Linked DNA regions of Homo sapiens: region 1 is linked to region 2. Evidence: chromatin contacts called from ENCODE Hi-C or POLR2A ChIA-PET data. All regions are on one chromosome and are shown on one strand. Each heading gives the region's core, a stretch centred on a gene start or an enhancer-like site at or near the end of the contact. The rest is flanking DNA. Distances are from core to core; before and after follow the strand shown. Region 1 has its middle 36 kb from the start of NECTIN1-DT. Region 2 holds the start of NECTIN1-AS1 (NECTIN1 antisense RNA 1).

Region 1 (3,700 bases), core at 30-2,529, 55 kb after region 2:
TCCTCCTGGACACTAGCTCCCCATTGCTGACAGAACGACATATGAACATTTGAGCACAGCACTCGCTGCCTGTCTGGCGTCATGTTCCCTGTGTTCCTCTGCAGCCCACCTCTCCCTCCCCACATCGAGGGCGGTTCTCTGGTCATGAACTTGTGCTGCCGCTGATGTACCATGCTCCCTTGGTTCTTGAGACCTTGGCCTGTGCTGACCCCTCTGTTGGGATTGGCTGTACCCCTTAGCCACTGAGAGAGATTCCACGCATTCTTTGCATCTTCTCTGAGATCCACCTCCACTGAGAGGTCTCCCAGGCTTCTGCTCCACTGAGAAGTCTCCCAGGCTTCTGCCTCACTGAGCTGGCCACACAGTTAGGCACATCTCTTTGTTTTAACAATTAACTGCTTATGGTTTGGCTTTTTTTATTGATGTTTCTCTCTGACCTTTGATAGTGAGCAACTGAGAGTGGAGGCCATGTCCTAACCACCCAGCCCCTCAGCAGTAGCACTGTGCTTGACCTGCCCTGTGGATATTTAAATGTTTGGAAAATACATTTTTTCAATTAATTATTTTTTCTCTTTCTTTCTTTCTTTCTTTCTTTCTTTCTTTCTTTCTTTCTTTCTTTCTTTCTTTCTTTCTTTCTTTCTTTTTCTTTCTTTTCTTTCTTTCTTTCTTTCTTTCTTTCTTTCTTTCTTTCTTTCTTTCTTTCTTTCTTTCTTTCTTTCCTTTCTTTCTTTTTTTCTTTCTCTTTCTCTCTCTCTCTCTCTTTTTCTTTTGCTTTTTTCTTTTGTAGAGACAGGGTGTTTCGATTTTGCCCAGGCAAGTCTTGAACTCCTGGCCTCAAGTGATCCTCCTTCCTCAGCCATTGTGTGAGCCACCACACCTGGCCAGAAAATGTTTGAATTCACAAACTCATTAATGACTGAAGTCATTGGAGAGGTACTTGAGGAGCTCTTCACATCTGCCTGGTCCTTCCCCAGTGTTCCTGACACCTCCCCACAGGACTTGGGAGACAGGCCTCACAGCGCACAATCCAGGCTGCCCTTAAAAGGGCTTGAAAACCAGATCCAGGTGCCCAGAAGAGAATAGTCTCTCCAAGGTGCTACTAGTCCTGCCCTTAGTCCTGCCCCCATCTTTCTCTGATATCCCTGTGGACAGCATGCTATCCAAATTTCTGGCATTTAAGCTGAATCCAGCCTCAGAGCCAGCTTGCTAAGCCTCAGTCTGAGGAGCTGCATTCTCTGTGACATCATCCTCCTCGGCTGGCTCTCAAACTAGGTCAGGGCCTGCTGGCAGGAGCCGGCTAGCACTGACTGCCCAGCAGCCTGCCACGCGGTTGCAGCTTCTGGGTAGACAGAACAGCAGGGCTGCTGAAGTTGATGGGGAGGTAACTGGGGGTGGGGCAGGGCAGGAGAAGGTCTAATACTGAGGCCAGAGCAGGTGGGAATGTCTTCCTTACCTCCCTTGCTCCCATGAGTTAATTATTAATAGCTCATCAGCCATTCGTCCTTTCACTTGCTTATTCCACAAACAGGTGTTGGATGCATGCCTTGTGTCAGGCACTGTACTAGGTGCTGGGGTAGGAAGAAGAGATCTTTGTCCAGAGAGGGAGGAAGACATAACCAACCACAGGTGGCTAAGCCAGAGGGTTCTGGGTATGTCCCAGGTTCTCTGGGCTGCCCAGGGGAGGGAATGATGGAGAGGGTCTATGGAGGTCAGAAGGCAGCCACGTCCTGAGGACCAGCTGCACACACATATGCAGGACCAGCCTCGAAGCCCCCTTTTTCCACCACGCCCCTCTCACCAGTATGTGCTCTAGACCCTATCTCAAAACCAGATTTCAGAGGCCCCCTCCCACCTCCACTGCCACCACTCTGGCCCCAGCCTCCTTCTCCTGCCTGGTGACTGCAGTAGCCTTTCCACGGAGCTTCCTGCTTCTACTCTCATGCATTTGCAATCTATTCTCCATATGACAGTGAGAACGATCTTGTTTTAAATATGTATTTTATTTTTAGTAGGTAATACATGCCTTTTATACAAAATAATATTTTAATAGGTAATACATGCCTTTTATACAAAATAAAATGATTTTTTAAAACTCCGAATAATCAGGAACAGATCATGTCACTCTTCTATTTAGGATCCACCCAGTGGTTTCTCACCTACTTAGAACGTAAACCAAATCTCCTGCCTAGTCTGCAAAGCCCCACTGTCCTGGGTTCGTCTGCCTTTCTGACCCCGCCTTGCACCACTTGCCCCTCCCTGGAAATGAACCTGTCTCTTCCTCAAACAGGCCAGTCTCCTTCTCACCTCCTATGGCCTTGCCTGTGCTGTTCCTGCTGCCTGGAATGCTCTTCCCCAGACCCCCGCTTGGCTGTTACTTCTTGTCAATCAGAGCTCAGCTTAATGTCATCGCCTCAGGGAGGCCTTCCCTGATGAATAATCTAAAATGGCCACCAGATGCTCTATCCTATCACTGCATTTGTAAAAATAGCTTTATTGAGGTATAACTGACACACAGTAAACAGATGTATAACACTCAATTGGAGACATTTTGACATATGCATATACCTGTGGCCATCACCACGATCAAGATAGTAAGCATAGCCATCACCCTCAAATGTTTCTTCATCCACCTTTGTAATCCCTCCCCTTCTCTCCACCCACTGCCCCCCACAACCACTGGTCTGCCTTCTGTCACTATCGATTAGTTTGCATTTAATAGAATTTCATATAAATGGAATTATACAAGATGGACTCTTATTTTGGAGGGTCTGGCTTTTTTCACTCAGCTCAGTAGAGATTTATCCATGCTGCATGTGTCAATGGTTTATTCATTTATGTCTCTGAGTAGCACTCCATTATATGGACTTACCACCATTTTGTTTGTCCATATTCACTGGCTGATGAACATTTGGGTTGTTTCCAGGTTTGGCTATTATATATAAGGCTGCATGAACATTTGTGTACAAGTTGGTTCTCTTTGATAAATACCTAGGAGTGGAAGGGCTGTATTATACTTAACTTTTTTTTTTAATTGTATTTTTTGAGACAGGGTCTCCCTCTGTTTTCCAGGCTGGAGTGCAGTGGCGCCATCTCAGCTCACTACAACCTCCGCCTCCCTGGCTCAAGCGATTCTCCTGCCTCAGCCTCCTGAGTAGCTGGTACTACAGGCATGCACCACCATATCCGGCTAATTTTTGTATTTTTGGTAAGACAGGGTTTTGCCATGTTGGCCAGGCTGGTCTTGAACCCCTGACCTCAAGTGATCTGCCTGCCTTGGCCTCCGAAAGTGCTGGGATTACAGGTGTGAGCCACCACACCCGGCCCATACTTAACTTTTTAAGAAACTTGCCTGTACTGTTTTCCAAAGTGGTTGTACTATTTTACATTCCCTCCAGCATCCTTGTATGTATGAGAATTCCCATTCCTCCACATCCTTGACAAAAATTGGTATGGTCAGTCTTTTTATCTTTAGCTATTCTAATAGCTATGTAGTGATTGCTCATTGTGGTTTTAATTTGCATTTCCCTAATGACTAATAATGTTAAGGATCTTTTCATTTGCTTCTTTGCCATTTGTATATCTTCTTTAGTGAACTATCTATTTATATATCTTGCCTGCCTGTTTGAAATTGTTTGATTTCTTACTATTGAGTTGTAGGACATACTTTTAATATCTAGATACAAGTCTTTGATCAGATATG
Region 2 (4,061 bases), core at 1,494-3,993:
CCACCCTCGCCTTGTCCTAAAGCTCTCTGTGTGACCAGGCTGCTGCTCACTCCACCAGCCCAACCTCACCACTGACCTCTCTCCCCACCCCACACTGGGCTCCACTCCTGGGTCTTTTAGGCACTGGCTCTCACTTGCCTTGGGGCCTTTGCACAAGCGGTTCTGTCTGCTGGGATCACCCTACCCTGTACCCACCACTCCCCTTTTCTTGCTAAAGGTCACCTCCACCTTCTCTTTTATGGCCGTTCCCCATTCCCCTCCCATCCCTGCCAAACCTTCCACCCCATCTCTCATGCTAGTGACCACCATGACACTCCACAAGGCTGTCGAACAGGGTGAACAACACCTCCCCACCGTCTCCCCACTCCAACTGCCCATGTAGGCAGTTCCTAGGTCCAGTCATACCCCACCTTGTCCCTGCTATGCCAAGTTGCAGAATCCTCTCCTTCCTCCAGGTTCCTCTATAGGGTTGCCTCTCTCAGACTAATGTACTGTCTCTGGTTCTTCCCCTTGCTTTTATTTTTTTGGATTTTTAATTGATATATCATAGTTGTACATATTTTGGGGGTACATGAGCTTCCAGCCCTGATTTGATAATTATACATTGTAGGCAGGTATCAAAATATCAAATCAGGGCTGGGCTATCCATCACCTCGACACTCTTCTACCCCTGCTTTAATTCACAAAGCATTACTACACCTATACAATGTGTCAAGCATGGTGCTGGCACCTTTTGGGTGAAAGTGACAGTGGTAGTGGCAAGAGGAAGGAGCGTGGAGGAATAAGAAAGACTAAGACATTTTCTTTTACCTTAAAAGCTCTGTCTAGCAGGGGCCCCAGACATGAAAACAAATAATGACTGAGTGATAAACGCAGTTTTTGTTTGTTTCTGAAAAATACAAACCCAAAGCAATGGGAGCTCAGAAGGGGGAGTGATTCTGTCTGAAGGTGACGGAGGCGCCACAGAAGATGTGAGATTTTTTAGCTGGGTCCTGCAGGATAAGCAGGAGTCCTTGAGACAGACAGAGATAGAGACAGAGACAGAGACAGACAGAGAGAGGGAAGGGAACAGGAGGGGAAGAGGAAAAGAGGAAAGAGTGTCTTTAAAAGCTTGGATGTGGCGAAAGCACTGGATATGTGGGGCAGAGGAGAGGGGAATACAGGGTGAATGGAAAGCAAGGTAGGAGCCAGTTGTAAAAGGGCTTTGTATTAGATGAGGGTCTGAACTTCACCTTGTAGGCAACTGGGAGCCACTGACGCCTTTTAAGCAAAGTGGTGACATGGTCACATCTGTGCTTTGGAAAGAGGCACATGGAATGCTAAGTAGAAGATGTCAGTCACAAAAGGCCACATACTGTATGATTCCATTTATACGAAATGTCCAGGATAGGCAGATCCATAGACACAGAAAGTAGATGAGTGGTTGTCAGGGGCCGGGGGAGGGAAAATGGGGAGTGACTGCTAATGAATACCGAGGTTCTTTCCGAGGTGATGAAAATGCTGTGGATTAGGCAGTGGTGACGGCCTATTGTGAATATACTAAAGCCACTGACTCGTATACTTCAGGAGGGCGAATTTTGTGGTTTGCGAATTATATCTCAACAAAGACAAAAGAAGAAAAGAGGCACATGAAGAAGGATGGATGATGGCAGGGCTAGGCTGGAGACAAGCAGGCTACCAGAAGACCTCTGCAAGCCTGCAGCACCCCCAAGCGTGGGGGCCCTGGGGTCCCACGGCTCAGCGCAGCTGCTAAGAGCACCGGTCTTCTGAAGTCCAAGACTCAGCTTCCCTCCTCAGGACTGCCCAGGACTGATTCTGCCCAGGACTGATTTTGCTGGGGGAGGGGGCACCGGAGAGATCCTGAGACACTCTACCCCCCACGCCCGCCCACATAGCCAACATATCGCACATATCCTGCATGAGATGCCTGGGACCAGAGCGACAGACGGTCACCTGACAAGCCACACCACCTATTTTTGAAGACAGGCGGGTCCCTTGGTAATAGAACAGGCACGAAGAGGCTTTGCCATAGATGGGGAAATTAGGGCAGAAAATAACACCGTGAAAACAGAACTGTCTGTTCAGAAATAAGAGACCCCCTCACTCATATCCCCAGTGTACCAGGGCCTGTCTCAGCCCCTGAGAATCTGGGATCACCAGCTCCACATCCGGGCCCAGGGCGCCTCTGTCTGCCACGCACTTGCCTGGGCCACTCTGCTACCTGGGGCCGGGGGAGAGCCTGCAGGGGCAGGGGCGCAGAGGAAGCCGAGACTACCCTCTAAAGAGTCCTTTCTGTGGGGCCCTGAGCGTCTGTAACCAGGCTGTGAGGAAGCACTCACTTCCAGGGGTGGAGGTTCAGGGGTTGGGGAAGGGAAGGGCTAGCTCCCTAGTCTGTAAGGGCAGAAGGTGCTCTTGAATGGAAGCAGGGAGGGAGGGGAGCCCCGTGTGGGAAGCCTGAAAGGAGCCTGGGAAAGACTGGGGCTGGGGGCTGGGGGCTGGGAGAGGAGAGTGATGCTCGGGGACTCCCCAACTCTCAGGCAGGGAACAGCTTTATTTTAACTCCGGGTTTGTGGAGAGAGGGCAGGACGAGGCGGAGCGGGTTTGAGGGGGAGGACCTAGCTGGTTTTTCCCAGCATCCCCCAGGCCACTTCTCTCACCACAAACCTCAGTCTCAAGCCACTTGGTTGTCATGGAAACAGGCCGGAATAGAACAGATGGTCTCCACTAGCCAAATTCCAATTAAACAGGGCAGAGATGGATAGGGAAGGGAGTGTGATGTGACGAGGCCGCAGAGAGCTCAGCCCCCAGGATGGACGGGAAACCCTGGGTCACCGTTCTTGGAGGGGGACATCAGGTGGGTAGAGAAAGCTGCCTGGGGGAAGTCACCACCCAGTCACCCCTTCAGTCCTCAAAGGTGGGGGCGTGGTGCTGAGGGAATGTCAGCTTGGGGAGGGGCAGCCACAGCTTTCCATTTACAGAAGCGCTGAAACAGAGCCACATGCACGCACACACGCGCACCCAAGCACACATGTGCAGCTGAACGCTGCGGTATGCACACAGGTCGACATGCTCAGGAACACGCGGGAGCAGTGCGGGAAGGTCAGGCAGAGTCATTGCACAGACACATTCCTCTAACACCGTACAAAGAAAATGCTTTGGAAAACCAAGCAAGCAATTTATTCTCATTTATTTAATAAACAAGTATTAAGAACCTACCAAGTGCCTGCCAGTAGGGCTATAAACACACACACACACACAGCCCTGCATGCGTGTGTATGCATGTGAAGGATATCAAGGACACAGGATAAATTCACTGACATGATCACTGCTACGGTAGGACTGTTCACAAAGTGCCATGATGATACAGGAAGAAATGATGAATGTGGGGAGGAGAATTAGAGAAACAAGAGGTGTCCCACAGGAGGTAAAATTTCACTGGGCTTTGAAGGATGAGTAGGAGTTTGCCAGCTGGTGAAGTAGGGTCCTCCAGGCAGAGGAGACAGGAACAGCAAAGGCATGGTGGACTGAAAGGTCAGAGCTTATGGGATAAGCCCAGTGTGAGAGGAGTTTGAAGTGTAGAGGAGTTCATGGGAGAGAAGACCCCATACAAGTCCTGGTGTGGAGAGTATAATTTCTGACTCAAACACTAACACCCCACACAAAGAACCGTGCCATCACACAGCGCCCGCCTGTCAAACCACACATCCACGCACAACTTCACACACACATAACCGCAGACCTTCCTGGTGCTGATAAATATTGAGCAAATGGAAAAAAGATGATTTTGTTTACTGCAAACAAAATGAGATGGGAGGGGAGGTGTCAAGTAAAAGGAAAGCATCAGAAGTTTTCCTTTCTTGGCATGGGGGTTAAATAGGGTTGCCAAAAAAAAAAAAAAACCAAAAACAGAAAGAAAGGGGCACGGGAGGCTGGCTGGGCACGGTGGCTCATGCCTGTAATCCCAGCACTTTGGGAGGCCAAGGCAGGTGGATTACCTGAGGTCAGGAGTTCGAGACCAGCCTGACTAACATGGTGAAACCCTATCTCTATTAAAAATACAA

What was found. Hi-C counts contacts between places; a loop is a spot of excess contacts on that map. ChIA-PET counts read pairs that join two places held with the same protein, here RNA polymerase II (POLR2A). Pooled maps may share reads with other maps.
Region 1: a map of DLD1 shows a loop between it and region 2 (4-fold over the local background). The contact joins the enhancer-like site here to the promoter of NECTIN1-AS1 in region 2. A Hi-C loop is called at or near these places in 2 of 168 maps with a recorded cell type or tissue (DLD1 and endothelial cell of hepatic sinusoid) and 3 of 50 pooled maps. POLR2A ChIA-PET finds 5 or more read pairs at or near these places in 2 of 52 experiments (RWPE1 and naive thymus-derived CD4-positive, alpha-beta T cell).

The regions. Positions count from the first base shown.
Region 1 is chr11:119,763,297-119,766,996 of GRCh38, forward strand. No RefSeq gene overlaps it. Among named protein-coding and RNA genes, the nearest start is that of NECTIN1-DT, 36 kb to the left of the region's middle. Within about 2 kb of position 1,280, at least 8 of the 41 ENCODE cell types and tissues checked have a DNase peak (open chromatin) inside an H3K27ac peak, as active enhancers do.
Region 2 is chr11:119,707,177-119,711,237 of GRCh38, forward strand. It overlaps NECTIN1-AS1 (NECTIN1 antisense RNA 1), which reads left to right and starts at 2,744. Exons shown (of 3, transcript NR_183634.1): 1 at 2,744-2,854. The region is part of intron 1 of NECTIN1 (nectin cell adhesion molecule 1); the gene reads right to left.